Linked DNA regions of Homo sapiens: region 1 is linked to region 2. A link is an interaction called in ENCODE POLR2A ChIA-PET data of the cell type or tissue named here. Cell type or tissue: PC-9. All regions are shown on one strand. Each heading gives the region's core, and the rest is flanking DNA. Links, peaks and the distances in the headings are about the cores only. Region 1 overlaps NEDD4L (NEDD4 like E3 ubiquitin protein ligase). Region 2 overlaps ALPK2 (alpha kinase 2).

Evidence for each region. Peaks named below come from ENCODE experiments on the same cell type or tissue, not always from the same donor. Only the 100,000 strongest peaks of a DNase experiment are listed, where the experiment ranks them.
Region 1: POLR2A ChIA-PET joins it to region 2 with 14 read pairs; 2 of 35 experiments call an interaction of 5 or more read pairs at or near these places.

The regions. Positions count from the first base shown.
Region 1 is chr18:58,306,265-58,321,636 of GRCh38, reverse strand. NEDD4L (NEDD4 like E3 ubiquitin protein ligase) reads right to left here. Exons shown (of 31, transcript NM_001144967.3): 6 at 5,605-5,655. Among named protein-coding and RNA genes, the nearest start is that of MIR122HG, 130 kb to the left of the region's middle. RefSeq lists an enhancer at 4,983-6,182 and silencers at 10,976-11,075, 10,881-11,103. In PC-9, for the core only: no CTCF peak of the experiment used is centred there; DNase peaks (open chromatin) are centred at 5,696 and 7,156; H3K27ac peaks cover 3,013 bases.
Region 2 is chr18:58,598,732-58,614,103 of GRCh38, reverse strand. ALPK2 (alpha kinase 2) reads left to right here. Exons shown (of 13, transcript NM_052947.4): 2 at 2,287-2,415; 3 at 6,665-6,782. The coding sequence starts at 2,307. SNORA108 (small nucleolar RNA, H/ACA box 108) reads right to left here and starts at 13,484; the gene lies at 13,352-13,484. RefSeq lists an enhancer at 1,759-2,629. In PC-9, for the core only: no CTCF peak of the experiment used is centred there; a DNase peak (open chromatin) is centred at 8,503; H3K27ac peaks cover 500 bases.

The DNA.
Region 1 (15,372 bases), core at 2,636-10,635, 290 kb after region 2:
TGCACACACATGTATGTACGTATGCACTGCTATTTGAAATGTTATCTGTTTATGTCATTCTCTGCTTTAAACTCTCAATGGGTTCCTACTCCTCTCATAATAAACTGAAAATTCTTTCCTATGACTTAGAAGACCAACTATAATCTGGCCTTGAATCAACTTTAACCTCATTGGGAACCAGTCTCTCTCTTCCTTCCTTGTACTCCCAACCATCCTGTCCTCATCTGCCATGGATGCAGATTATATGTACTGCAGTAGGGCCCATGCACAGGCAGGTCCCTCTGCTGGACAGCTGACTCTGGATGGCATGGCTGTTTCCACTTTGCCATCCAAGTGTGAGATCCCAGGTCTCATCCTTTAGAGTTCCCACCATCAGCCACCCTTATCACCCCCCATCCTATCGTCCTGCTGTATCTTCCTCATATCACTTTCTGAAAGTACCTGTTCATTTGTTGACATACTAGTTTATTATCCATCACTTCCAGAATGTAAGCCCATGAGAACAGAGACTTGAATTTGCTCACCATTGGATCACCGGTGCCAAGAACATTGCCTGGCACCAAGTAGGTACTCACGTAAGCACTCAATTCATCTGATCTGTAGTAAACTATGGAGGCTCTCAAAATTCACTATCATTGAATGAAGTAAATTATATTTTCTAGACTGTTCTTATGAGGCAGTAATAAACATACATTTTGAAAATATTTTCTACCAAAAGGTTTGTAAATATATATAAGGAAATAAATGGATAATTTATTAAGAAAACTATTGCTGGTTTTCCTTCCTTTTTTCATTTATTAAACCAACATTTATTTATTTAATTTAGAGACAGGGTCTTCTGCTGTCCAGGCTGGAGTATAGGGGCACAATCATAGCTCACTGCAGCCTCAACTTCCTGGGCTCAAGTGATCCTCCCACCTCAGCCTCCCAAGTAGCTGGGACCACAGGTGTGTGCCACTATGCCTGGCTAATATTTTTATTTTTTATAGACATGGGGGTCTTCCTATGTTGCCCAGGCTGGTCTCAAACTCCTGAGCTCAAGACGTCCTCCTGCCTTGGCCTCCCAAAGTGCTGGGATTACAGGTATAAGCCACCATGCCCTGCCAACCAACAAATAATTTGAGAGCAATATTATGTCAACGACATGTGGATACAACATGGTATAGCAGTCCTTATGGTTACAATTACAAGGGAAGAGCCATCATGTCAACAATCCACTAGAAGCTAAGGCAGAACAAATTCACTGACACAGAGAGGTTACATTCTGTGAGACTTGGGGTACAGGGAACAGACGGACTCTGACTTGGAAATCAAAATGGTTTTGGATGTGGAGTTCAATACAATACAGGGTGATGGGAAGGCTTTGAGAGGTAGAGAACAGGGAGAAAGGACAGTTTAAACATAGGAAATCAAACAGTATGACAAAGCCTACAGGATCACCAGTGGGCATGAGCAATCTAGGAGCAGCAGAGAACATGCAAGAGAGTGAAGAGGGAAAACCACGGAGCTTAGAGGGACTCTGAACCTGAGTCTGTCCATACCCTATGCAGCTTAAATGACTGATATCACACAGGTCAAAAGGCAGATCTCCTAGGTTTGCATCCTGGCTTTGTTACTTACAGAGCCAAGTGGCTAAGGGCAAGTTCCTTATCTCTCTTGGCCTCAGTGTCCTCATCTATAAAATGGGGCAGTAACCATAACTTACAGGGCTGTTGTGAGGATCAAACCAATCAACTGAGTTGGTTTCTATAAAGTTCTCAAGGGCACCTGGCACACTCAACAAACACTAGCCATGTTCATTGGCCAATTCTACACGTTCATATCATTTGTCAGTACTGCCAACTCAATGCCAAGCAGTAACAGGTAGGGCATTAAAATCAAAGTTCACGTTCATTGAAATTCTCTAGCCTGAATTAGAAGATGATCTTATAGATAACTACAAGATTCTTCTTGGCATTCATCCAGGTTCCAATCTGATCCTGTTCCCTGGAGCAGAGCTGAGTGGAGCCTCCCAGGATGGCTTTGAGGGTGCTCCTGGTGGAAAGCCATCTTAAACACACTGCTGCAAACAGTGCTATTAGCCACAATAGCCACAATGCTGCCCCCGTTCCAGGGTAAAAGCATTCAGAAGAAAATCTGGATACTCAGTACTTTCATCTTGAAAGAGAGTAGTTGCTTTCAGCCTAGGTGCATTCACTATGGAATAGAGTGAGATAAAGGATTCTGCAGGCAAATGGAAGGAGAGGGCCCTGCTGGGTCCCTAGACTCGAAACTTGTATGCAACCACTGCAAGCACCTAAGCCTTGGGCGAATCCACCCCATGCCCACACCCTTGACCACATCACAGGCTCACAATGATGCTGGAGAGCCAGGGTCAGATCCAGCACCACCAATGACCTGCTTATTGCTGGGCAAGTCCCCTCCCTCTCTGGGCCCAGGCTTTTTCACCTGGAAAATACTGGGAGTGAATCAGTGTCTCTGAAGTCCCTCCAAACTCCATGATTTTGAATTCTGCACTCATGAGAGGGAACCATCAGCCTGCTACCTGCTACCAGCCATCAGCCATAAACACAAAAGGGGTAAAAGGATGTTGGTCAGCTGAGCTACCTCCAAGTACAGGCAGGGCATCAAATAATACCACCACCCTGAAAATGCCTCATCTAGGAAAATTTAAATTCCAGAGTCAGCCATGGTTGTCTTAAGTGGCACATGACTGGGATTTAGGAAAACTTAATGTTTTAAAATAGCTCTCTCTGCCCCACTGCCTTTCCCAGGGACGAAGAGATTTTGTGGCTGGGCAAAGGTGGGTTACTGAGGGCTCCAGGGGAAGGGGAGACAGAGCTGACAAGTCAAGAGGAAGGTGCAACAGGCAGACACCTGCCAGAAATCTCACTCTGTTAATACAGATCTCAGAGTTCTCTTTATCGCTAAATAATTAATAGATTCAAGTTATCAAATATCATATGAATTTTTAGACAACGATGCACTGAATTTAACAGACAAATGTGAAAACGGCAGTTGAAAAGTCAATGATGGTACAGTTACAGCTAAGTTTGCTCTTGGTCTCTGAATGTAAAAGCAAAAGGAGAGCTTGCTCTGTCTCCAAGGCTGGAGCGCAGTGGTACAACCACGGCTCAGCGTAGTAATGACCTCCCATGCTCAAGCGATCCTCCCACCTCAGCCTTCTAAACAGTTGAGGCAACAGGCATGTGCCACCATGCTGGGTTAATCTTTAAGTTTCTCTATAGAGACAGGGTCTTGCCATGTTGCCAAGGCTGGTCTTTAACTCCTGGACTCAAGCGATCCTCCTGCCTCGGCCTCCAAAAGTGCTGGGGTTACAGGCATGAGCCACTGTGCCTGGTCTATTTCCTTTTATCTAAAGCTTGGTGGTTTTGACAAATTTTGAATCTACAGACTGTTAATAATCCACCTTGACAATGGTCATATACTAATCAAGAACACAGCATCCATAATTCGATCCACAAAATACACGCATATGCTCCCGCCCTCTCCACACTCATACCTGTGTGCTATCACACAAACAGAATGCCACTGTAATTTCCCCATGAGCATCCTATACACACGACCAAACATACACACGAAAGCACCTGAAATCCTGGATTCAAAAGCCACGTGCATTCAGAACACGCAACTTGGGTTCTACTGCCACATGAATAAAGAATATACCTTCACGCCTCTCCTTTTGTTTTCTTTGTGGTCCATCTCTCTGACTATAGTTGGCTGTGAACAGCTAGTCAGTTTGAAGTATGGAGGTGAAGCACGCCACTGCAAGTTACCCTCTGGGCACACGAGTAACTAGGGGCACTCGGTCCTCTCTGGGCGTTCACGGCTCTACCCTCTGCAATCGGCTGGCTTCTATTCCTGCCCTGTGCCTCTGCACCGCTTCCTTCTTTGAAGGCTCACTGACCCTGCCTCCACTCAGAATCCAAAGCTAAACTATTCTTTATACTGACTTGGCCTCGGAGGAGGAACCTTTTTCTATTTTCTGGGAGCCCTACTCAACCTTTCAAGACCAGGTGCTGCTCACTCACTCAAAAAAGAGCTTGTCAGAGCAAGGTTTTTAAACATGTCACTTTTGCCTCTTACCAAATATTAGAATATTTGCCTCTCAGAAAATAATTTCCCCTGGCCAAGATGTGGTTTTTACATTAGGGAAAGGGTGGCTGGAGACGTCCATAAAAGAGCTGGCCCATCAACCAACACTGTCTAAAAGTGTGAGAGGATCGCAGCTTCAGTCTGAAGAACATACACAGAAGACCTCCCAACGTAGAAGGATGCGAGGTCTTTGCTCACAAAAGGTGAAATAGTCACATCCTCCCAACGTGACCTGAGAAGAGCAGTCAGGTTTCTGATGGCTCATGGAGTAGTTCTCACGCAGAAGCCCTGGGCAGGCCCCTCCCGTGGCACCCTGGAGCTTCAGAGTTTTAAAAAGAAACAAACAAGATATTTTAAGAATATCACTTTCACTTCCAGTCCTTTGGAACCTTGCGACTTTCTTCCTTAACAGCTCCCCTGAGTGAGTAAGAGTAAATTACTTGCTATCACCTTCCTTCACAACACATCTTCAAAGCTTACTTGGTATTTAACATATGGAAACAGCCATAATTTCCACACAGCAGGAAGCTTATGCTAGCTTTAAATAGCTTTAAATAAAGTAAATAAAGTAAAGTCACTTTACTTTATAGACTATTTATGCTATTTGCTCACACAAAGCATTTAAAAAAATAACACAATGCCCTTGTAAGGCAGAAACATTCGCCTTTCCTCTCTCAGCTGCTACTTCTATCACGTCGTTGTGCTGCCCAGGGAAGAAGGCCAGGAGGAAGGCTGGGACAAGCCGGAAAACTGAAGCTGGAATAGGAGATGGGGATCCACCTTTCTCAAGGCCTCCAGGTCCTACCTACACATTCTGTCTGCCCTGCCTCCTGTTTCGGGTGTCAGCCCTAATGCCCGTCACTAGTCAACAGCCTCGACTGCTCCGCTACTTTGAGCAGAGAGAAATGGCAGCACCACACATGCTAACTCAGTGCGTGTTCCAGCGAGGGTGGGTGTTCCCAGCTGACAAGTTCACTCAGAATGAACAGGCTCTTCTTTTGTCACCATGCTGACTGAGAAAGCCAGACACCAAAATCTGGGAAATGCTATTATAGTTTGTGTACAGGAATCCAAGAGAAATGGCATGTGCGGTTCCAGACAAAGAGTGCAAACATCTGATGGGACCCGGAGGATGCATTAGGAAGCAGAGACAGTAAGTGACAAGAAGGGAGGCCTGAGTGAAGGAGGTGTCTGTTTTGTAAGATGTGATACACAAAGGTGGAGCAGCTGAAGTGCAGAAAAGAGAGGGAGCTGGTGGATGGGAACGCAAGCGCACGACTCAGGCACCCTTGACTACTCTTACAGCCAGCTTCTCCTCCATCCCCTTGAAAGGACCACTTTCCAGAAAGGACTAAGGCCACAGCACACGTGCTTCATTTCAGCCTTCTTCACCGTGGTGAAGAAATGCCACTCTGAAAATACACTGACTACAAACAATTAGAAACCCCCGCCCCCAGCACGAAGCATCAAACATGAGACTGTCCTTACCGGAAGGTGACTAAGGGGCACGTCCACCTGGCCCAGGAAGTCGTCTCGTGTCTGTTAGGAAGAGAACAAAGAGTTAGTGTTTCCATTTCTTCACTGAGCGTCAGCATTTCCTAAAAATGTTTTATCATGAATAGAGACAAAGGTCCAGGGCCTGGCACTGGAATGTGGAGGGCGGAAGGCCCCGAGGAGACACGAGTAACCACACCCCGGGAGACCAGGAGCCCGTGCGCCTGGACTGAGCTGGCTGAGATTCTGTCTGGTGTCTGCTACCAAGCACAATGCTATGGAAGCCTCTGTAGAAGCTGGGAGAACATGATCAGTCAGGGAAGAGACAGGCAGGGTTTGAGGGCACAGCTGGGCCCAGCTGAAAGAGAAGATGGCAAACAAATGCTGGGAACATTTTAATAAGTGTTTACTGATCCAATGCTAAAAACTAAAGAGCTTCTTGAGAGCTGAGAGCCAATGGAAAAAGTATATGGCCTAGTTACCAATGCATCTTACAAACTGCATCTCACAAAAAAATACACACTTTTTAAATCCAGTAAGTACATTGTTTTTTTTTTAATCTAGTAAGTGCACTGCTTCAGAGTCCACGTATATGGATCAGGTCCTGCTAATTTTTGGACACACCATGCCTCTCCCTCTCCACATCTACCATACTGCACGTATCTCTCCCGACTTCAAAGAGGCCCAGGTGAAAATCATTTGGAGCCACGCACCAGTCCCCTCTCAGGCTCTGGGAGTCATCTGGGAAGTCATGATTCAGCTCCAGAGGTCACTGGCCTGGACCACAGTCACACTATATCCCTCAGTTACGGTGCTTGTGGCATGGCCTCTGATGTTTAGATGACCCGAGAAGCAAACTGGAACACAATGACTATTTGCCGCTCTCATATAAAAAGATGCAGCTGGTTCCACCACATTCAAAATGCGTAAAAGCTGGGCAGTTCTTTAGATATGATGAGACCAGCCCCATAGCCAGCTTGAGCCACCTAAGAAGGAATCCAGCCTACCTGGTGCTGAATCCTGGCCTCTTATTTCTACTCTGCTAGTTTACAGAGGAAGTTTCTAATTCACATATGCTATTTTTCAAGTGTACTTGAAAAACATTCTCTTCTTCCATTTAAAAGGAAGCAGCAGGTAAATATGAATGAGATTTATTGAAATGACTTGCTCCAAGCGTAGGAATTCCTTTTAGATAATTGAAAAAATTTGATGAACTGGAAAGCCATCTGTCTCCTCTAAACAATCCATTCTGGATAATAAAAAAATCAAAGTTACCACGGTTTGGGTATGCATGAAGAATGAGACTAGCCCCAATCCTTTTGATGAGATTTTCATTTCTTTTACTTTCTTAGCTGTATCTACTACAACTCAACGTGGAGACGCCTCATCTAGCATAGAGCGGTAAGAGGAGGTGCCCACAGATTCTGTATGTCTTACCAAGAGCAGCAGTCAGCAGAAGGCCTTGAGAATAATGACAGCCTTGCTATCCAGCTCACAGACCTAATCACGCTGCCCCAGTGACTCACACCAATGACAGTTACACAAGGAATTAGGCAGTGTGCCTGTTAGTTCTCTATTTGGCTGATTTCACTATTTTTTTTTTTTTTTGAGACAGAGTCTCTTGCTCTGTCGCCCAGGCTGGAGTACAGTGGTGCAATCTCAGCTCACTGCAACCTCCGCCTCCTGGGTTAAAGCGATTCTCCTGCCTCAGCCTACTGAGTAATTGGGACTACAGGCACACACCACCACGCCCAGCTAATTTTTGTATTTTTAGCAGAGATGGGGTTTCACCACGTTGGCCAGGCTGGTCTCGAACATCTGACCTCCAACGATCTGCCCTCCTCGACCTCCCAAAGTGCTAGGATTACAGGTGTGAGTCACCATGCCTGGCCTGATTTTGCTATAATTTTAAAGCTAATATAAATATCAGTTAACTGTACTATAAAAAAAAGAAATTCACTGAATATTGACCATAAATTGTCTGCTTAATGTGAGCAGAGTAGTGTGGCCACTTGCCACCTCTCCTCCTCCTGCTATGGCTGCTAATGTGGGAAGGAAAAGACAATCAGCAGAAGGACAAGACAATCTTATTCAAAGCTGTTTCACAGCCTGATAGCTTTGAAAGGCTGCCCATGAATCATTAACCTAAGTGCACTTCAACAAAACTTCACAAAATATCTATATGCCCGTGTTGTTTTGCCAGGGAGACATCTGAGTTCTAAACTGATAAAACAGGTTAAAGCTTTGCCCAGACACCAAAAGACAGGCACCCAGTACTAATGGCTGGCAGCCAGTCTTTACACAGTGCTCACTCTCTGTGGGCTCTGTGCCAAGGCTGCGTCTAGTTCTCGCAACAACCTTCAGAGGCAGGTACAATGATTGTGCCCATTTTACAGATAGGAAGCCAGAGAGGTATGTGGCCAAGCTGCCCATCAGCCTGTGCCCTTAACTGACACTGTGTGCCATATGTCAGCAACTGGCAGGAAAGCAAGGCGGTACCAGCTCTGGGCTTCTGACTGGATGCTGGCTTTAAACGGTGTAGATGAGAAGGGAGGGATTCTGATGATGGCACAGTCTGATGAGACTTCAGAGGGTTCTGGTAAAATGCTTATTTGCTATGTTATCTTTACACTACCTCCTACTCCAACCGTTCCTTTCCTCAAATGGAATACAGTTTACCGAATTCCCTGAGGTACTGCAAAAGCCAGGAAACTACACTTATACCTTTTATCACGTTTTCTCATGATGTTAAAAAAATGTTTTAAAACAGTAAAAGATGAGACAATTTGCCATTAAAGGAAACGGAAGGCTCTTATTAGTTTACATGAATAGAGATGGAAATTATTTTTGAAATAAAATAGGGATCAAGCACAAAAATGCACATGGTCAAAATGAATTGGCTTAAACTAGTGTTTCACCAGTCAATGGAAGATGTAGTTGGTGAGAGATCTAGGTTTCAAAGCATCCCATTGCTGCTAAAACTACAGAAAGTTCAGGCCATGTGAAATATTTAGGTTAGGGACACTACACCGATTAAAAACAAAAATGGCCAGGTACGGTGGCTCACGCCTGTAATCTAAGCACTTTGGAAGGCTGAGGCGGGCAGATCACTTGAGGTCAGGAGTTCGAGATCACCCCGGCCAATATGGCGAAATCCCATCTCTACTAAAAACACAAAATTAGCTGGGCTTGGTGGCTCATGCCTGTAGTCCCAGCTACTTGGGAGGTTGAGGCAGGAGAATCGCTTGAACCCGGGAGGCGGAGGTTGCAGTGAGTTGAGATCATGTCACTTGCACTCCAGTCTGGGAGACAGGGCAAGACTCCATCTCAAAAACAAACAAACAAACAAACAAAAAATGTCTTCAACCCTGCAGAGGAGATCTAACAGGGGATCAGAGAACCTCCTGGTGCCTTTATGCCACAGGGAGGAGCAGGCATGTTGAAGGAACACCTCTGTTTGATGGTAAGAGGAACTGGGAGGTGTGCTAGTGTGTGGGATCCTGCCTGTGGGCCCCGGAGGGACAACGTTTGAGGCCATCACAGCACCCTTAGGTCATCACCACCACAGTGCAACACCTCATACCAACATTATAAAAGCATTAATCAAATCAATTTTTAATGATTTCCAATACAAAATTATTTCCATCAAGCATCAAGTTAACTACAATAGCCTACAAAACCAAATTAACTTCAACTCATTCGGTGAACATTGGTATTTCTTGTGGTTATTTTTAAGTGGTAAAATGCTGTCAATTTCCATGCCATTACCTGCCATCCAATTCTCAAGGTTGAAAATGTGCCTTTCAGTAACAAAATAATAGATGTTCCCTTCTAATGAGCCATCAAATATTTTTCCTGTGAAATGACAATGTAGAATGGAGCCCCTGAAACGTGTCCTATCAGGTGAAACAAAAATTCATATTCCGATATTGGAAAAGTTAAATAAATACACAAATAAAACACTGTGTCCTTTAGAGCTTGTGCGGTAAATACTGATGAACTACATTCAGGACTGCCACCCTCCCATTTAAAAATCACTACTAAGTAAGAAGGAGGGGACAAGTGGGCGCCCTGTTCATGCAGAGGGGTATGCTGCCACCAAGGGTGGATGCCACTGGGACCTGAAGCCCGGGGGCTATTATAATCGCTCCAGTGAAAGAGATTATAGCCTATGGGCATTTCCCCAGATGGGAGTGCACACTAGGTCAAATCTGTCAGCACTGACGTGGACGCCAGGCTTAGATGTCCTCACAAAATACTCAAGACTCAATTTCTCAAAGAACACATCCATTCAAACAACAACAACAACAACAACAACAAAAACCACAGGGACTCTTATCTTTAGGGTAGAACTGTACTTGAAGGATGTGATTCGAATCTTACTATACACCAATGACCACCCCACCCTATTCCTTTCAAGACAGAGGCGGTGGTAGCAGAGCTGGGTGCACAGTGAACTTCACACGGAAGCTCAAAGGGAGAGCACCTGACTGTGCAGAAGAAAAGTATTAAAGGAAGTAAGGGCTACCCACAGGTCACGCTGGGGTCCTAAAGACCCCCAGCTGGGAGCCCAGGGGGTTGAGGGTGCAAGGAGCTATGATCGTGCCACCAAACTCCAGCCGGGGTAACAGAGCAAAAGCACTGGTGATTCTTGGTAAAATGACCCATGTGTATTTCTGGAGCTATGTATCAAGGTAATATTTTTTAAGTTGTGAGTTACAGTCCCACAAATGGTACACAGGAAGTATTTTTTAAAGTTAAGCATAATATAGAACAGAAAATATCAGTGCCTCACATAAAACACAGGTATGTGCTATTTTGAGGAACTCATCTCAGTTACATGCATACATAAATGTGTGTACTAAGTTGTGATCTAAGGTTAATTTCTTTTTGTGTGCCATCAAAAGAATTAGAAAGCCACTCAACTACAGAAAAGGAAAACCATCCACTATTACCAACTGTCTGGGGTTCCATCCTCAAAATCATTAAGTAGTGATTTCCAAAAAAAAAAAGGTTTAGAGTTTCTTAAGACAAATGGAAGGGAATTGTAGAGAATTTAGAACATAAGTCAGACAATAATAGAATGTAAGCAAAGACAGCATATGATCAGATCTTTGTATGTTACAGATCGAGGTAAACATCACAGCTGCCTCTAACACTAAGCCAGAAAAACAACCTGGGCTTTCCCAGAGGACTAGCGAGTGCAGCTACCCCATCAGCTGTGCCACTGGCCGGCCCCAGTGCTGACAGAGGCCCTCAGTAATGCATGACGCCAGCTTTGGCATTACAGAGAAAAGGAAGGCAGAATGTTCCTTTTCCTCCTTCCACTTGTCAGGCACCTCAGCTTCCATCATGCAATCAGAGCAGGGCTGTGGTTCAGGAAGAGGTAAAGTGTGAGTGCGGTTCCACCCACGCTGGGCGTTGCATAACCCAAGGAAGGTTTCTGCACCTGGGTGGTGCCTCTGCCTTTCAAGGTGAATTGCTTCAAAATATGTCACTGAAATTACCTTAATCAAATAAGAGCCAAGTGGCACTCAAATAAAGAAAAAAGTGTGATGACATATTCTCTGAATGCACATACTCCTACCAAAATTCACTTCATATGCACCAGAACACAAAACCCAAACAAAATTCAAGTACTTTTTGGTAAACACACACAGGGCTTTTACATGGCCAGCTCCTCTGCCATTTAATTTTTAAGAAGTAAGGGACAAAATCTGCCATTCAGTTATACACAGTAAGGTGTGTCCTAGAGACACTGGTCCTTATTTATAACAACAAACAGGACCTCCATGTCAACAGAGTGTCAGAGCAAATTTGCAGGACTTTTACAGGCCCCAGGAAAACCATGCTGGAAGGCAGCAGAACTCAACCCTGCTGGCTGTACCTACAACCAGGAAGACCATCTATTTTGAGGAACACTTATTACTGAAGTTTAAAAAGTTAAACTGAAGTCAGAGAGAGAGAAAGAGAGCGAGCAAGAGTGAGAGTGAGAGCGAGAGCGAGAGCAAGCGCAAGCAAAGAACAACTGTGCTTGCAAGGATTGCAGCAGCCCTGCAATAGCAGCCTGGCTTTAACTCCAAAGCATAACTAGACCAGTATAATCGGGGTGGTGAGAAGACACTCCTTTGTGGGCTCAGAGGGAGTCCTGGTGGCTCCAGGTACTTGGCTGTGACATCAGGGGATGAGGTGTACCTGATGTCCCCACCTCCCTCTGGTTGGGTGGAAGTGGTTCAAGAACACTCAGTTCTCTGCCCCACACCAAATATAAGCATATCCCAGGTGCGGGGTCAACTAAGGGCCACAAGAATCACCATTTTTTTTTTTTTTGCAGGAGGAGCACTTGATAATCTGAACTTAAGACCCAGGAAACTGGGGGTGCGAACACTGGGATAGGACTCTGCCAACTAGATGCCCAGGTGAGCAGCACTGTTGTGCTTAGGAGCTTTTCCTCATCAGCTCCTTCAGGCAGGGCTCAGCCACAGGCAGGAGGCATCTCTCCCCGCACATCCTCACCTGGACTGTCCATGGTTCAAGTGCTCAGCAGCCACAGGGTCTGGGGGCTTTGGAGCTCTGGACAGGATAGGACAACAGAGTTCTGCCACGTAGCAGGGGCATGAGCAGAATACTGCAGGGACACCTTGAGGGAGTGACAGATTCTGCTGAGGGAAGGCCAGGGATGACTGTGCAGGACGTAACTTCAAGCAGGGTCCTGAGGGAGGAGTTTGCAGGGAGGACAGAGCAGGGATGACAGGAGTGGCCAGCACGGGAGCATCCGGCTGAGGGCTCGCTGACTAAAAGGTCCATGCCACTGATGAGGCGTGGCCCCGTGGGGCAGTGGGGGGGAGGGAAACTGAGGCCAGGCCTCAGGGTCCCATATGGCTTGCTCTCTCAAGACGACAGTCTCCCAGGGCAAGTGAAGACACATGAGGACATTAAACAGGGAATAACTGGCAAGGACTGTGTCCCAAAAAGGTGCCTGAGCAGGAGAGCTGACTGGAGAGAGAGCGCCGAGGACAGCGCTGAGGACAGCGTGAAGTCACCCAGTTGAGCACCACGAGGGTGCAGCCCACTCAGGACACGGAAGGTGCGGTGTCCCAGCAGAAGGGTTCCGCTCAGGGACGCTTCTTGTCAGCAGGTGTTTGTACACTGGGTGATGAGGGCATCAGGTAATGCCCACTAAGGCCTCAGTGCAGTGCCCATCAGGAGGGATGGGAGCTGCAGACCAACGTTACTGACTTGACGCAGACACAAAGCAAAAGTGGAGGACGGTGGAGGAAGAAGCAGCCCAAGGGAGGCGCGGCCAGACCACTGCCTGAGACTCGTGCTGAGTGCAGGACCAGCTGTCCCACCATCCAGGCACTGAAGCTGCCTGCAGCACAGGTGGCAACAGTCCATGCTGCCTGTCACCCTGATGGTCACCGCCTTTATTCTCCTCTCTGTGAAGAGATGTCTTCCCCTTTCACCCAGATGTGCTTGGTTACAGATCTAGGGGAAACGACTGCCTCTTCAATGTTGTACCTTTTCAGAGGAGGGAAGAAGCCAGAGCTTGTCATGCTTACAGGTTCTGGGGCACAGCCTGGCATCACAGTTACTGTTACATCTGCTGCAAAGCTGTCCAGCTGCACAAATGCCACTGACAGCTTCTTAGAAGGCTATTCTATTTTTGCAAAAAATGCAGATGTAGAAACCCCCCAGGTATTACTGGGGTCCTGTTATTAATTGTTCCTTCACTGTCTTTCTTGTGAAAGAAATGCTAAATGTATCTGCTGAATAAACTAAAACATTTTAATGAATATAACATGCTAAAAATAAGGCAAACATGTACATATATTCTATTTCTTACAAAGCAAACTGATATGAGATTGAACTTAATTTAAAAGTTAATTTTAAAGTTAATTTAGAAGGAAAATGTGTCACTGGGTTCTCTTAATATAATATTGTTTAATTTTGTGCTTCTGGTTTTATGGTGCAATTTGTCTTAATTTCTTAAGATTTCAGGATAATTTTACCAGGATAAGTGTCTCTTTTCTACTTTTTTAAAATCAAATCTTCTGCAAGCAATTTTAATACCAGACTAAATGTATCAAGGAAAAAATAGCAATGATACTTCTAGATCCTATATTTTTTTCTCTGAACTTAGCTACCAAAGAACAGATCTTAATCTGAAATATTGAATGACAGACACTCTTGGTAACCATGCAGTGTCAAGAAATGATTTGGATTTGGGTAAAAGTAAGCCTAAGTACACCAGGGGTTCAATGCCAGTTTTTACTTTGATTTCATTTTCATATTTATTGCTAAAAGCTCTTCCTCACATATCTCCGGGCATCTGAACCTCACAGTCCATCCCACTGCCTGGCTGTCTCATAGTTGGGATATGTAGAATGTCACAAGCCAGCAACAACAAATTACACGGGAATGGAAGTGCCGTGTGGTTTTATTCTTGAATTGCAATTACTGAAGACTCTGAACTAGAGTCATACAGGTTTACACAAGGACACTAGCTAACTTTTCATAAACTCTCCATTAAACAGCCTCAATGTAGGCATTGGCATTCTAGTTAGATCTGCTGCAGGACTTTTCCTTAGTTCAGCTTAAGAGGGGTCCTTGTCACATGACTACGAAAAATTAGGCTCACAATTTAAAGGGTGAGAAAAATGGGATTTATTGGACAAAAAGGAAAAAAAGGAAAGCAGGAACTCTCCACCAAGCTGGAGTCCTGCTAGTGTGCTTCCTGCCTCGCAGACTGAATCCTAGGTACCATCCAAGAAGACGAGGGGCCAGGCTCCTCCCTGCTGCAAATGGCTCCAACTTCCCAAGGCTCCACCCCAGTGCGCACTCCTCCCAGTGTGCGGGTCGGTCAGAGGCTCTCCCGGGGAGCCATTTCCACCTGGCTGTCTCAGATCCTTTCCTCCTTTAGCCATATTTTGGCTGAAATCACATCTCTGCCCAGTGGACTCCACCAAAGTTGGCTGGGGGAAAAGCTCCAGCTTTACTCTGGGGAGAAACTCAGGATTGCAAGGAATAACAAGCCAACCTGTAGCTCATCTATCATGTGCCAAACACTGCTATAAGGAGGTTAAGAAACTTGCCTGGGCATGGTGGCTCACGCCTGTAATCCCAGCACTTTGGGAAGCTGAGGTGGGTGAATCACCTGAGGTCAGGAGTTCGAGAACAGCCTGGCCAACATGGTGAAACCCGGTCTGTACTAAAGTACTAAAAATACAAAAATTAGCCGGGCGTGGTGGCGGTTGCCTGTAATCTCAGCTACTTGGGAGGCTGAGGCAGGAGAATTGCTTGAACCCAAAAGGCAGAGGTTACAGTGAGCTGAGATTGCACCATTGCACTCCAGCCTGGGTGACAAGAGCAAAATTCCATTTCAAAAAAAAAAAAGAAGAAAGAAACTTGCCCAAAGTCATAGAGCTAGTAGGTAGTGGCCCAAACATGAACCCAGGCAGTCTTCCATCATGATGCAGAACCTGTACTTCATGTACCAGAGTTGTAAGGAAAACATGAACAGGCTCCCCGAATCCCTCCTCAAAAATCCTAGTATGCTATGCTGCCATCCCCAACTCCATATCCCCTCATGGATTATGCTTGCCAAATCTTGCCATGTGCCCTTCCTTCCTCATCTATATTTTAATATAAAAATGAAATGAGTAACGTATGAGCTTGAAAGAGAAAACAAATGGAATTGAATAGTTTTTATTCTTTTACTTCACCCCCCTCATCTCCCCCACCCCTGATATCTTTTAAAGC
Region 2 (15,372 bases), core at 4,891-12,890:
CACAAAGTTGCTTCCTGCACACACTCTCCCTGAGGAAGGGAAGGCAGTGTATTCCCCTTAATTAATTTATTTTTTAACCCTGATATTTACAGAGTGTAGGTGCTTTATGGAGGGGCAGTTTGGGAACACTTTTTGGGAAATACAGTTCACACCATATTTCTAAACAGAACATCTTGAGATTAAGGAAATGCTGTGGGAACTTCCAAAGCAGCAGGAGTGATCTCAAAAGAAAGCACTAGAGGCATTTGTGAGCAGAATGCTCCAAGGGCAGCATCCACCAAGCAAGGTGGGCCTCATGGGCCAAGATCTGTGTCTTCACACGGGGCCCTGAGCCCAGAAGGGTGCCGTCTTTTTATTTTATTATTATTATTATTATTATTATTATTATTATTATTTTTTTTTTTTGAGATGGAGTCTTGCTCTGTCGCCCAGGCTGGAGTGCAGTGGCGTGATCTCGGCTCACCGCAACCTCTGCCTCCCAGGTCCCGGTTCAAGCAATTCTCCTGCCTCAGCCTCCTGAGTAGCTGGGATTACAGGAACGAGTCACCATGCCCAGCTAATTTTTGTATTTTCAGTAGAGACAGGGTTTCACCATGTTGGCCAGGATGGTCTTGAACTCCTGACCTTGTGATCCGCCCGCCTCAGCCTCCCAAAGTGCTGGGATGAGAGGCGTGAGCCACCATGCCGGGCCAGGTGCTGTCTTTGGTTTAATGCTCTGCTGTCACCATCTTAAAATCCTTAATCCTGTTTGCACAAAGAACCCCTCATTTTCATCTTGAACCGGGCCCTGCAAATTATGTTGCTCATCCTGCTACTACAGCAAGGCTCCTCAAACATCATTGGCCCTGAACTCAGGTTCCTTTTCCCTCTACTCACTTCTGCTCATCAGGAGATTTTTTAGGTGTTGGTGAGACCTTGAACTGTCCTCGGGGAACTCGTCTCTCAGGGTATCTGAGACAATCTGGAAAAGTGGGAAGAAATAGGGAAGAACTGTTTCTAAATGGGTAAGAAGCTGCTACTGACACTCATATGGAAAGGGGTGTCCCTTTGGCAATACAGCTGTGGCTGCTTTAATTTGGCCTCTCCTACCAAGAGCTTAGCTCAGGTGTCTGCTTTGGGGACCTCAGCATCCCTGGATTCAGGATTTGCAGTTCCTAACCGCCCCTTCCCTGTTCAGGCTAACCACACTGTAGTGTGGTTCTTTTCTTTGTCCGAGCTCTGTGGTGTGGGAGAACCGCCTGCCATTGTGAAGAAGTGGACGCTACTGTGTAGACAGAACTAAATGCCCTTTCTAAGCTCAGGGCTCCACAAAGGAGAGGTCTGGCCAAGTGAAGCCAGCTTGTATCTGCCGGTAGCGGTAGCGTGGAAAGGAAAGGGTTCTCTGGATTCAGACCAACCTGCGCCCTCAGGGCTGGCTCATACTTGTGCAAGCTGTGCCCTGCAAAGCTCCAGTGGTGTCTTACACATTGAAAGTGTCAGCCTGCACAGCCCTGAAGGACAGCCCCAAGGTGGCTGCCACTTGAGCTGTGTGATCTTGAGCAAGTTGTTGAACCTCTCTGAGTCTCAGGTTCCACCTCTGTAAAATGTAGGAGACATTAGTAACTATCCTTTAAGTAGCTTCAAAGAGATTAAGTGAAATAATATATCTGGTGACTAATCAAGTGTTTAGTGCCTGCCTTCCCCTAGGGCACCCACCTGGTGCTCAGAAGGAGCAGTCATATCCTAATTTCAAAATATCTCCTCCCTGGACATCATTTCAACACAACTGACATGTTTTTTGGAGGCAAAGACATATGCACACTTTTTTGAGCACAGTGTGAAAAGACTTTAAGAAGAGAAAGGAGGAGGAATGAGAGGAGGTGGCACTAACCATAGCCTCATGGGATGCTTCCCTCTCCATTGGAACTCTGGGTGCTCTGGGGTCTGCCTAGGACAATAGGATTCGTGGTTCTTAATCAGGGCACCCCCCCATTCCCCTGCAGTGTCTGCAGACATTTTTGATTGTCACACATGGAGGGGTGGGGGTGCTATTGGCATCTGGTGGGTAGAGGCCAGGCATGCGGCTAAATATCCTGCAATGCACAGGACATCCCCGAAATACAGAAGGATCCAGCCCACCTACCAGCAGCACCACGGCCTGGAAAGGCTGCCCAAAGACCTTCAGTCTGCCCACCCTCCAGCGTGCAGTGAGCTGCCAGGGCGGCACCCTGTGGTTTCTGGAATTCCTAAGAAGGCCAGAGAAATCCCAGAACAAATGGTGATGTCGGGGATTTTTTTTTTTTTCAGATTTGGTGCGGCATGAAAGGATGAAAGACTCCGAAGGGCCCCAGAGGCCCCCGCTGTGTTTTTTATCTACATTGCTTTCCCAGAAGGTTCCTGAGAAGTCAGACGCTGTGCTTCGCTGCATAATATCTGGTAACCATCACTAGACTAGCTAATCACCCTCTAAAATCTCCCTGCATACCAGGTTTCTTGGCTCACAAAGGCATTACTAAAACATCATTTGGGAAAATTACCTTGGAAGTTTTTTTTTCTGTGTAATCAATGAAGCAACTCCATCCTCTATGATTTGTTTCTAAAAGATTTCTTTGAGTGACTTCCTGGACACGATTTAGTGATCTTTACTTCACCTTGTGGTTCTGGGTTAGGCAGCTCTCACACTGGTTATTTTTTTCAGATAATCCACTCTTAATTTTCTTTCTTTCTTGGGTGTCCTTAACCATAGTTTAAATTCATGGAGCACAGAGGAATGGCATGAATCACTTTTTTTCGGTAAATTGATGGAACTCTTCTGTTATTCTTTAATTGACTTTTTTTTTTTTTTTTGAGATGGAGTCTTTCTCTGTCACCCAGGCTGGAGTGCAGTGGTGTGATCTCGGCTCACTGCCACCCCCGCCTCCTGGGTTCAAACTATTCTCCTGCCTCAGCCTCCCGAGTAGCTGGGAATAGAGGCACGCACCACTGTACCTGGCTAATTTTTTTATTTTTATTTTTATTGTTTTTTTTTTTTTGAGACAGAGTCTTGCTCTGTTGCCAGGCTGGAGTGCAATGGCACGATCTCAGCTCACTGCAACCTCCGCCTCTTGGTTTCAAGCAATTCTCCCACCTCAGCCTCCCAAGTAGCTGAGATTACAGGCACCCGCCACTACACCCGGCTAATTTTTGTATTTTAGTAGAGATGGGGTTTCACCATGTTGGTCAGGCTGGTCTTGAACTCCTGACCTCAGGTGGTCTGCCTGCCTCGGCCTCCCAAAGTGCTGGGATTACAGGCGTGAGCCACTGCGGCTGGCTCGCCTGGCTAATTTTTATATTTTTAATAGGGACGGGGGGAGGGGGGTGGTTCACCATGTTGGCCAGGATGGTCTCCATCTCTTGACCTCATGATCTGCCTGCCTTGGTCTCCCAAAGTGCTGGAATTACAGGCGTGAGCCACCGCGCCTGGCCCTAATTGATATCTTAAAACTGGCTAAATTAGTCTCTCCTCTGCACGCCTTCTTCAGGGATGCTAATAAGAAGTGAAAATCTTAAAACAGAGGCAATGGGTGACCAGTGGAGAAAAAACAGGGGACTGGGATTCTGGATTGGTGAATAAATAACTCAGAATTGATCAAGTATGGGTACTCCCAATGGTAAAAGGATTTATCATTAAAAGAACATAAACATAAAACAATTGGGTAGGGAAGTGATATCTTGTACCTCATGGGTGGTTCTCTTTTCTTTTTTGGATTATGTCTCTACCCTTGAAAACATGAAGGTGCCAATGGTGTTTCTTGAGGGCAGACAGAAAACTCTTCTCCCCTTGCTCTTTTTTTTTTTTTTTTTTTTTTTGAGACAGGGTCTCTTGCTCTGTTGCCCAGGCTGGAGTGCAGTGGCACAATCTCAGCTCTCTGCAACCTCCACCTCCCAGGTTCAAGCAATTCTCATGCCTCAGCCTCCCAAGTGGCTGGGATTCCAGATGCACACCACCATGCCCAGCTCATTTTTGTATTTTTAGTAGAATGGGGTTTCGCTATGTCGGCCAGGTTGGTCTCTGATCCCATTTTTCTAAGTCCAGAGAGGAGAGGGGTGAGCCTCAGAAACGGCTGCCTTTCGCTAGCAGAAGTTGTCATAAAACCTCGATTTCAGCCTGGAGTTGCAGTGTAGAACTGTGCGCTCAGCCTCTCCAAGCCCAGGCTTCTGTCTCCGTGATGGTCCATCGTCATTCAGACAGACAGAACAGTGCAAGCTGACCTTGAGTCTTCAGAGCAGAGCCCTCGTGTGTTTGGACATGCCCTGAACTTGGCTGTGGTCCCCTCGCCCAGATACTTCTGAAATGTTTAGGAGGTGGCTCTCAATGTATGACCCACAGTAGGTTCCAAAAACAAGGGGAGGACTTTCAGGTGAGGTTTCCAGCAAGTGGCAGGAGAAAAGAGAACCACCCACAAGATACCAGATACCACTTCCCTATGCAAGTCTCATTTCTGGCTGATTGTTCAGATCTATACTGCACAGGGGAAAAAAACAGTCAGCCATTAGGAAACTGGGGGAAATCAATCAGCCCTCATCAGCCTGAATGAAAAACTGGAATCCAAGAGATCAGAATGAGTTCCCAGGCCCAGCTCATGAATATTTTATGTATTTTCTTCAAAACAGCCACGTACCCACAAAAAGGAGGAATTCACTGCTTCCTATAAAGGAGTGTGATGAAACAGTCTTAAAGGAGGACACAGGGTTGACAAGAACAGGCAGAAATGAATTATGATCAGAAACCCCTTGATGGTTTTTCAGGGAAGCCCATTTTTTGGTGTCTTTTTATAGGCAAATGCCTGTAAGAGGCTCAGCCACGCAGCTACTGGAGGATTTATCCTTGCATGCAGGTCTATCTGTTCCAAGCCCCAGGGTAACTACTCAGGTGTTTACCTGAAGGAGAAGGCAAGGAGGAAAAATCCACAGTTGCCAAAAAAGCGCATTCATGGCATGAGCACAGTGGCAGCCTAGCTGGGAGACACAGGGAGGGAGGGAGGGAGGGAGACTTAGCATTTTCAGGTCCTGCTCATGGTGCAGGTGCAGGTCTAACGAACTTTTTCTTCCCTCTGTACTTCGTTTGTCTTTCCTCTTTCTATGGAGTTCCGTTTTTTCTTTTCTTTTCTTTTCTTTTTTTTTTTTTGAGACAAGGTCCCACTCTGTCGCCCAGGCTGGAGTGCAGTGGCACAATCATGATTACAGCTCACTGCAGCCTCGACCACATAGGCTCAGATCATACTCCTGTCTCAGCCTCCCAGGTAGCTGAGACTACAGGTGTACACCACCACACCCAAATAACTTTTGTATTGTTTCTAGAGATGAGGTTTTGCCATGTGGCCCAGACTGGTCTTAAATGCCTAGACTCAAGTGATTCACCCCCCTGCCTCGGCCTCCCAAAGTGCTGGGATTATAGGCGTGAACCACCATGCCTGGCCAGAACATGCGGTTCTCATCTTAGTGGTCTCTGGAGTTGCTCACCAAAAATCACGCAATAAATAAGACAGAAATACAAGAACGTTCCTAAGACAGATTAAGAATGGTGTATTGTTTCCAAATACCAGGCTTTCCTTCCTGTGCATATGGCACATTTTGACATATTTTCAGTGACATGAAGGCTAATGAGAAAGCTCTTTGGAACACAATGGAAACCTTCCTGCTCTGTAACAAGAGGGAAAAATCCCAAGGGGTGGATGAAATTCCCGGAGGTTTTACCGGATTAGCCCATTAACATCACGTCCCATTATTGAACACCAGGGAAGGATGAATCTTTTCTAAGAGAGAAAGTGTAGGTCAATTTCTGTGATGATATCAGTAACATATGCATAGCATCAGTCTGGGAAGCCTACATTCCAAACTCTTCATCCTCAGGAAGAAAGTGGCATTTGCAAATCTACTTTGTTCTCCTCTCTTTTGTGCCATAACTAACGCACTAACTTTGAGCACTATTAAAGTATAATTTTCAAAAAGGTAAGGTGATTCCCATGCAAATATGAAATACACATTTTAAAGATTTTATTCAACTAATTAATTAGAGAAGAAACCAGAAACTATTAAAGTTTGAGGAGCTAGGTGTGTATAGGCAATTTAATAAAGGAATGTTGGGGTAAAACTGCTGGGTTAGGTGTAGCACTGGTTAATGTCCTACAGAGCAATAAACAATAACTTATAGGATTATCTTTTCTCCTAGATGGAAATTATTTGCATTTCTATTGGATAAAAACCTACAAATTAACATATACCTTCACTTTAAATCAGTAGTTATCATTGAGTGAAACAAAGTATATGACCCAAGATCATGCTTGGATGGGCCTTTGCCTTCATATGACATTGAAAAAAGATACTATTCATATCTTTGCCTTATTTCCAAGTATTGGAAAATTTTTCTTAATAGCACGTTGAGATTAGGGGTAGCATTTTTCATTTTGTATGCCACCCATCAGCACAGCACCATCTTAGGTACATAACATGCTCAATAGTGTCTGCTGAATTACGTGTTTATTTGTATCAACAAGAAGAAGGCTTTTCAATTCCTCACCTAACGTAATCCATCATCCTCATCCCTGTTGCTTACTGTCCATCCTTGTTCATAGCTTTATGGGTTTTTTTTTTTTTCCTAAAAATACTTAAACTAATAAGGATACTTTTCTTTCTTTATTGTCAGGTCAGCCCAAGCCAGAGGTAACTTGGTATAAGAATGGTCAGGCCATCGATGGGAGTGGCATTATTTCCAACTATGAATTCTTTGAGAATCAGTATATTCATGTGTTACATCTCTCTTGGTAAGTGGCTATACCCCTGTGGACTGTTTACTAATATCCTTATATTCTGTCATGTGCTGATTACTATGAGGTAAGGCCAAAAGATTGGCTCATATTTGCTTCTAGAGTCATAATTTTAGATGCCATTGGCAGGCATCTGCCAAAGCACCCAGCAATGATGATTTCCTGAGCTCTGCTCAGTAACTAATTATATTCCCCTAATTTGCTGCTGTCAATGGAGTTAAACTTTATCTAGAATTTTGTTCAAGGTGATCCAGCCATTGCCATCCATTAAATAAGCTTTTCATTTCATCTTGATCTCTCTGGAAAGTGAAGAAAGTGTGATAGGATCTCAGCATTGTTGTCCAAACTTCCATGGGTAGGAAGAAGGAGAAGTGGCTGACTATGATCCCACAGCACCTTGGTGGTGGAGTTCAGGCTAGAAACCATACCCCCTGGCTTTATTTTAGGAAGTAGTATGGTCCTGTACAGTGATTTCGAATTTTTTTTTGTTCCTCCAAGAACTTTTGTTTGGATAAAACCAGGAAACTCAATAAGTAAAGGAGAGAAAATGAGAACTGCTCAGGGTGAAGCTGGGTAGGGGGTCTGTGCTTTTGATCCTCAATGCTACTAAATTGGTCACAGTGCCATTATGGGGCTCTGAGGAGCCTGAGGGTTCTTCAAAGCATGGTATGAAAATGACTGGTAGGCATGGGAGTGTGCTGATAGCGTTGAGTCTGAGATTTAAAAAAAGACTTACTGAGTTCCAGCTCTACCATTTTCTTGCTGTATGACCTTGGCCAGTTGCTTAACCTCTCTGAAACTCAATTTCATCATCTATAAAACAAAAGGCTGACAGAGTTAAAGAATGTAATGCTTGTAGAAGTTTCATTGTAGAGGAGTTGTTCATAAACACAAAAGCTTTCTTATCTCCTATCTAGTCCTTTGTTTAAAGTAACAGGCTGAGCATGGTGGTGGCTCATGCCTGCAATCTCAGCACTTTGGGAGGGTGAGGCAGGAGGATTGCTTGAGGCCAGGAGTTTGAGACAAGCCTGGGCAACACAGTGAGACTTCATCTCTACAAAAAAATTGAAAAATTAGCTGGGCATGGTGGCTCGTGCCTGTAGTCCCAGTTGCTTGAGAGGCCAGGGTGGAAGAATTGCTTGAGCCCAGGAGTTTGAGGCTGTAGTGAGCTATGATTGCACCACTGCACTCCAGCTTGGGTGACAGAGTGAAATCCTGTCACAAAAATAAGTAAATATGTAAATAAATAATAAACATCAGACATCATTTTACCAAGGTTGAAATGCTTATCTGACTTACAGCATATCTAGCCTAACATTTGAGATACCCATTACTCATCTATTCTTTAATTCTTTAGATAATATTCTTCAGGCACCTACATATGCCAAGCATTTTGCTTAACGCTAGAGATGGAGGTAAATAACACAAACATTGTCCACACCCTTACAAAATGTCAACTCTGGTATGGATGATCAGTGGTGAACAAAGAAAGCCATTCTTCCCCTTACCACTCCAGTATACTTGGGAGACAGCCGGATTGGCATTTGCTGGCCCTTGACCATGACCTGGACTTTCCTACTTCTTCATTCCAACCTTGTCGAGGTCTCCCCTTCCTCGTCTTTATCCCATTCAGCTTAGAAACCAGCTGTAAGGTTCACAGGTGAGATTCTAGTTACCCATGGGTTTGTCTAGCCTCAAACATTCTCTTCTCCTTTGATCTTGTTGCACAGGCCTCCCTTTTGGTGGTTATTCATTGCTCAGGATTGATGACAAGTTCAGTAGACTGTGGGCCTCACAGGGGGAAGTAGCCCTCTCTGATTCACACAAACATCCCCTAGAGCCTGGCACAGTGCCTACAACATAAATATTTGTTGAAAGGATGGATGGAGACATCTATCTATCTATATCTCTCCCTTCTCTATCTATTGTTTTTGTGGTTGGTTTATCTAGATCAATGTTAGCAAACATTTTTCTAAAAGGGGCCAGATAGTAAGTATTTTAGCCTTTGCAGGCCAGATGCAAAAATAGGCCACAATTATTCAGGTCTGTCATAGATAATATGCTTTAAAAAAAATAGCATAGTTGTGTACCAATAAAACTTTATTTACAAAAACAGGCGAGGGACCAGATTTGGCCTGCGGGCTATAGTTTGCCTACCCTGGTAAGATCCTTGAGGATCTACACACTGAACTTCTTTGTATGTTTCCCACCCTTGCTTATTTTCCTCTGAGCAATCAACACATATTTCCTGATTAATTTTAGTCTCACAGTAAACCAAAATATTATGCCCACATTTTAGCCAGAAGAGAAGCTTGACATGTGTTAAGAATTGAGATTTGCTATTACTGTTTTATGTTCCATATACAGGATGAGGGTATAAATGAATGGAGGAATAAGAAGCCCATGAGGAAGCCCCAGAGACAGGTGGGCAAGTCAAAGCAGAAGGTATACAAAGCAGAAGGAGAAACTTGGGGAGGGAACTTGCCCTGTGGAAGGTTCAGGGAGTCACCATTCCCTGTTCTGAGATCCAGCAGGGCAGTGGCTTTCCATGAAAATTGAAGATTTGACACAACAGAATCCACTCATTCCAAGCTCCTGGGCTGCCATTTTGAAAAATAGCCCGTCTACTAGGAAAAGTATTCCGTCGTAATGCAAGAAATGTTGGTAGAGCCCTGTAATAGATGTGGTCACGTTTTGCTGCTTAGCAGTAAGTATGCTGGGCACTAATGATCGTGGGAAGTTCTGACTTTTTATACCGGTAGTTCTGAATTCTAGCTGCCCGTTAGTATCACCTGGGGAGACTTTAAAACCCACTGATGCTTGGGCTTCGCGCTTGACCAATTAAATCGGAATCCCAGGTGATTCCAGTGTTTTGCCGAAACTGAGACACGCTCTACGTCCTAAGCATTCATCTGCAAAGGGATTTGACTTATACCAATATGTTAAATGCTGGTGAGGAAAATGAACGGTATTTTGTGCAAATGCCTTTCAAAGATTAAAAGTTAGCTGTTAGTTATAATATTAGTCTCAAAATTTCCTGCTATATACCGTCAACCCCTGGATTAGCTCATAGCCCAAAGAAAAGTACTTTTCTTCACCTGCATTTGATCTTTGGATCATTAAATCTGAGTTTTTAGATATTCGAAAGCTCCTGTTTCTGTGTTTCCCAAGGGCTTTTTTGGTTTAACAAATCTAATCTGCAGTTCTGCTTGGAGGCTAAGAGCCCTGCGATTTATGAATCTTTTGATTTTCTCTCTTTCCTCTATCTTCCCTGCATCCTGCATTCTCCTCCTCATGCTGTCCTCATCTCATGAACCTGGGCACTTCAGGCAAGTGAGACGGCGGGGAAGAGATTTATCATTGCTGTTGTAACCTTTACATTAACACGGGTCAAGTGTGCTTGGCAGGGAAGAGAAATGGAAAGCCAAGAAGGCATTCCCAGGGAAAGAAACATCAATAATCACATTATGGTATGCACTGTAGCTTGAAATAGAATTTTTTTTTTTTCCAAAAGATGTAGGAGTTGGGGAGTGGGGAGGAAAATGCAAATAGACGTTTTCTACCTCATAATAAAGCAAATTGCAACGATGTGTATACAAACGGGGAATTGTGGTCTCTTATGAACATAATGTAAAGAAAGGCAGCAAAGCAACAGATAAAAATCTGTCCAGGAACCCGCACTTAGATATACCCCCTCCTCAGCAGGGAGGCCTCCTTTGATGGTTGCAATCACATGGCTGTGCTGAGAGCCAGCAGGAGGGAGGTGGAAGGAAGGGGAAGGGGGCGGAGGAAGCACCAGGAGCAGCAAAGCTCCGCTCCTGCCTGGGCTAAAGCGGGACAAAGCAGCATCTCTGCTCTCTCATCAACTCTGCCCTGGCATCGGCTAGGCTGGGGACAGGTCCATAGAGCACCGGGCAGGGACAATGACCAGGAGAACGGCACAGTCACCACAAGCCAATCAGCTCATGGAGTGTATACAGGGTTGAATAGTGTCCCCCAAATCCATGTCTGCCTGGAGCCTCAGAATGCGACCTTATTTAGAAATAGGATTTCTGCAGGTATAATTAGTGAAGGAGTTCATATTGGATTAGGTTGTTGGATTATTACGGAAAAGGGGTTCCAATCCAGACCCCAAGAGAGGGTTCTTGAACCTCACACAAGAAAGAATTTGGAGCAAGTTTATTAAGAAAGTAAAAGAATGGCAGAGCAGCGGTATAGGCTGCTCGCCTGAGTATACTTATTTATTGATTATATGCTAAACAAGAATTGGATAATTTATGTGTTTTCTGGGAAAAGGGCAGAGATTTCCTGGAACTGAGGGTGCCTCCTATTTTTAGATTATATAGGGTAACTTCTAAATGTTGCCATGGCATTGGTAAACTGTCATGGTGCTGGTGGGAGTGTCTTTTGGCATCTAACACATTATAATTAGCATATGAGCCATGTGGACGACCAGAGGTCACTTTCATTGCCATCTTGGTTTTCGTGGGCTTCGGCTACTTCTTCACTGCATCCTGATCTATCAGCAGGGTCTTCGTGACCTGTATCTTATGCCGACCTCCTGTCTCATCCTGTGACTAAGAATGCCTAACCTCCTGGGAATGCAGCCCAGTAGGTCTCAGCCTTAGTTTACCCAGACCCTATTCAAGATGGAGTCATTCTGGTTCAAACACCTCTGACAGGGTGGGTCCTAATTCAATGACTGGTATACTTTTAAAAAGGGAAAACAGAGCCACAGAGACACACACAGAGAAAAAATGGCGGTGGGAAGACAGAGACAGAGATTGGGGTGATGCAATGGCAAGCCGAGACATGCCAAAAATTGCCAGCAGCCACCAAAGGCTAGGAAGGGGCAAGAGAAGAGTCTTCCCTGGAACCTTTGAGGGACCATGGCTTGACGACAACTTGATTTTAGACATTTTGGACACATGAACTGTGAAAGAATAAATTTCTGTTGCTTTTTGCCACCCAGTTTGCGGTAGTTTGTTACACAGCCCTAGGAAGCTAATACATGGGGTAGCCAAGCAATCCCATAAAAAGAGGCAGGGCTTTTTGCCTACCTGGACATAAGCACTGGCCAGGTTTATCTGAGAATGCAGTGTTGGTTCCAGACACACCAGCTGAGTTCATCCAGACTACCCAGTGGGAGATGTCTAGGGACAAAGGGGCAAAAACATTTTTTTCAACTCTGCCCCAAATTCACGATTGATTATTCAAGGATTTGAAGGGGAAATCAATAAGGTTTCCTGGGTCACTTGTGTTTTTCCCCCAGGGGACATTTGGTAATGTCTGGAAACATTTGGATTGTCCTGACAGGAGGGGGTGGGGTGCTACTGCATCTGGCGGGAGGAGGCCAAACCTGCTGTTGAACATTGGACAGTACACAGGTCAATCCCCACAGTCAGAATTCTCCGATCTAAGATGTCTGGAGCACCAAGGTTGAGCAACTTTAGCAAACTATCACAAAACTGGTGTGCTCTCGTAGAGCAGCAGTTTCTTAGTTATCATGGGTCTGTGGGCTGGCGGGCTGGTTCTCTGCTGGTTTTCCCTGGCTTTTTCATGCTCATTCATGCCACTCAAGTCCATTTACGGATTGGCTGGGCTGGAAGGTCCAGTGTGGTTTCCCTGACAGGCCCGGCAGTGGATATTGCTGTTGGCTAGCCCGCCTTGCTCTCCTCCACATGGGCTCTCATCCCCCAGGAGGACAGTACTGGTTTCCTTACAGGGCAGTCTAAGGGCAGCATTCCAAGGTCACGGAGCTGCAGGGCCTCATGAGTTCCACCCAATATCATTTCTCTCACATTCTCTTGGCCAAAGCAAGTCACAGGCCAACCCACATTTAAGAAAAATAGACTCTACTTTTGAAGAGTGGCAAAGTCACATTGCAACAAGGTGTGCGTACTCACATGAGTGGAATTTGTAGCCAGATTTTGTAATCTGTATCTTCTATCTGTGGGAAATTTAATTGATCTTTTAAATCATCTATTTGCATGTATCTTTATCCTTCTCAAAAAGCCACCTATGACTGCCCCTTGCCTATAATTTTTTTATCCTTTTTTTTTTGAGATGGAGTCTTGCACTGTTGCCCAGGCTGGAGTGCAGTGGCAAGATCTGGGCTCACTGCAACCTCCACCTCCCAGGTTCAAGCAATTTTCCTGCCTCAGCCTTCCAAGTAGCTGGGGTTACAGGCACATGCCACCACGCCTGGCTAATTTTTGTATTTTTAGTAGAGATGGGGTTTCACCATGTTGGCCAGGCTGGTCTCGAACTCCTGACCTCAGGTGATCTGCCCACCTCGGCCTCCCAAAGTGCTGGGATTACAGGCATGAGCTGCCACTCTTGGCCTGTTCTTAACCATTCATTTATCCAACAAACATTAAGAGCACTTAATATGCTCTAGAATCCAGTGCCAAGTAAGAGGAAGCAAAGTTCTCTATGATCCCACTCACAGTCCAGTGGGATCAGTCCAGTGGGACACAGTCCAGTGTCCAGGAAACAGACACTGAAATTTCAGAAACGGGTATTGAACCAGAGAGTGCTCACCCAGACACAAGGTTTTAAGCTGCTTTTGTTACACGTTTCATGCTTGCAACCCTGTTTGGATAGTTTTTCATTTTCTTTTCCACTAGAACTCTAACATGCTATTAACTGTTGCACCTCACAGAGTGGATTGTTTTTAGAATGTGGACTCTGTGACTTCAGTAATGTGTCGGCATTCTCATTTATTTCTCATGTCCAGGCAGACAGACAGACCCTAGGAGCCGTGGGGTACAGTGTTACCTTCCTCAAGATACTCTGGTTTGAGAGCTCTTTGTAAGTGCTTGTCACCTGTGCCCTGGGGAGGGCCATCAGCCTCTTTCTATACATAATCACCCAAGGAAACCTAAACCGTTTGCCAGACATCTGAAAAACATGAGTTGTTGTTCATGAATGAAACTGGGCAAATGAGTATAGGTGAATCACTTAAAGACACCCCCACTGGGGCCGGATGCGGTGACTCACGCCTGTAATCCCAGCACTTTGGGAGGCCAAGGCAGGCAGATCTCTTGAGGTCAGGAGTTCAAGACCAGCCTGGACAACATGGTGAAACCCTGTCTGTACTAAAAATACAAAAATTAGCTAAGCATGGTGGCGTGAGCCTGTAATCCCAGCTACTCGGGAGGCTGAGGCATGAGAATCACTTGAACCCGGGAGGCGGAGGTTGCAGTGAGCAGAGATCATGCCACTGCACTCCAGCCTGGGCAACAGAGCGAGACTCTGTCTCAAAAAAAAAAAAAAAAAAAAAAAAAAAGATATCCCCATTGCTGGAAGAAACACCTCAGAACACACAACCTGCTAATAGAATTGTCACCATCAACTTCGCTTACAAAGAACAGACAATCTTTTCCACTATTGACAGCCAGCGTCCAAAGATCTGGGTTTAAATCCCAGATCTATAAGCTGTATCATCCTGGGCAAATTATTTAACTTTTCTATGTCTCAGTTTTCTCATCTGTAAAAATGGGGATAATAATAGTACCTGCCTAATAGGGTTGTTGTGGGGATTAAATCAACACATGCAAAGAATTTTGAATACTCAATACATAATAGCTATTTCAGGTGCTTTAAACATGCTCCCCACCCCAAACTATAATTTTGGAACTGATTAAAATAGGAGAGTTTGGAGGTAAGAAAGGCAGCATTTTTCCCCTCTGCTATTTCTCTTTTGGAGGGTAAAAAAAATGTGGTTAACGTGATTGTTCAAGAAATCATCAGGTAGAAATAAAGATGACTGAATCTTGCTATGTCTTGGCTAAGATGGAAATGCATTTCATCCAAGGTTGGAAAGCATTTTGTGAACTTCATGTTCCTGTGAGCTTAAGTAGGTCTAACAAATCTTAAGGATGACTGGTAGAACTTTCCGACACCTGGAAGGTGTCTGTGTTCCTGACACAGGGCTGAGGCAGGTTCCCGTGGCATTCTCCCTGAATGAATTCAGCAGGCACGCATCAGGGCCATGACTCAGACCATGCCTGGAGCCCTGCTTGAATGAGTTCCGAGGGTCTGACAAGGAACTCCCGGTTAGTCCTCGGGTGATAGGTCCCTTCTGAGAATCCACTGCTTGTCATCACATTCTGGTGGTGACTTTAGTAGGTAAGTGTCTCAGAAGAGTGAATGGTTATAGGCCAGGTTCTGGGACACTCACTCACCTTTTCCTGGGGACGGGACTTGGGTGGCTGCTCCCACCATGGTGCAGACTCCTCAGGGCAAATCATGCTAGTCAGGTGACAGGTGACAGGTTGATCCAAGAGCCCCTCCCAAGACTTTGGGACAGTCAGGGAAAGGTGCACCAATCACTAGAAGTTGGACACGTTCTGAAAGTACTGTCACTGAAAACTGTCACTGTCACGTTCTGAAACTGTCACTCCATTGACACCTTCTGAGAACTGAGCAGACCAGGCACATTAGGGAAGTTCTTGGAGTCAGCCCTACCTTGTAATCACAGAATTAGAGGCAGACACATCTGGAAAGATTGAAAAGATGGGGTGTATTGCTCATGTAGAAATCGTGATGTGTTAGTGCTGGGGAACAGTTGACCAACTCCCTC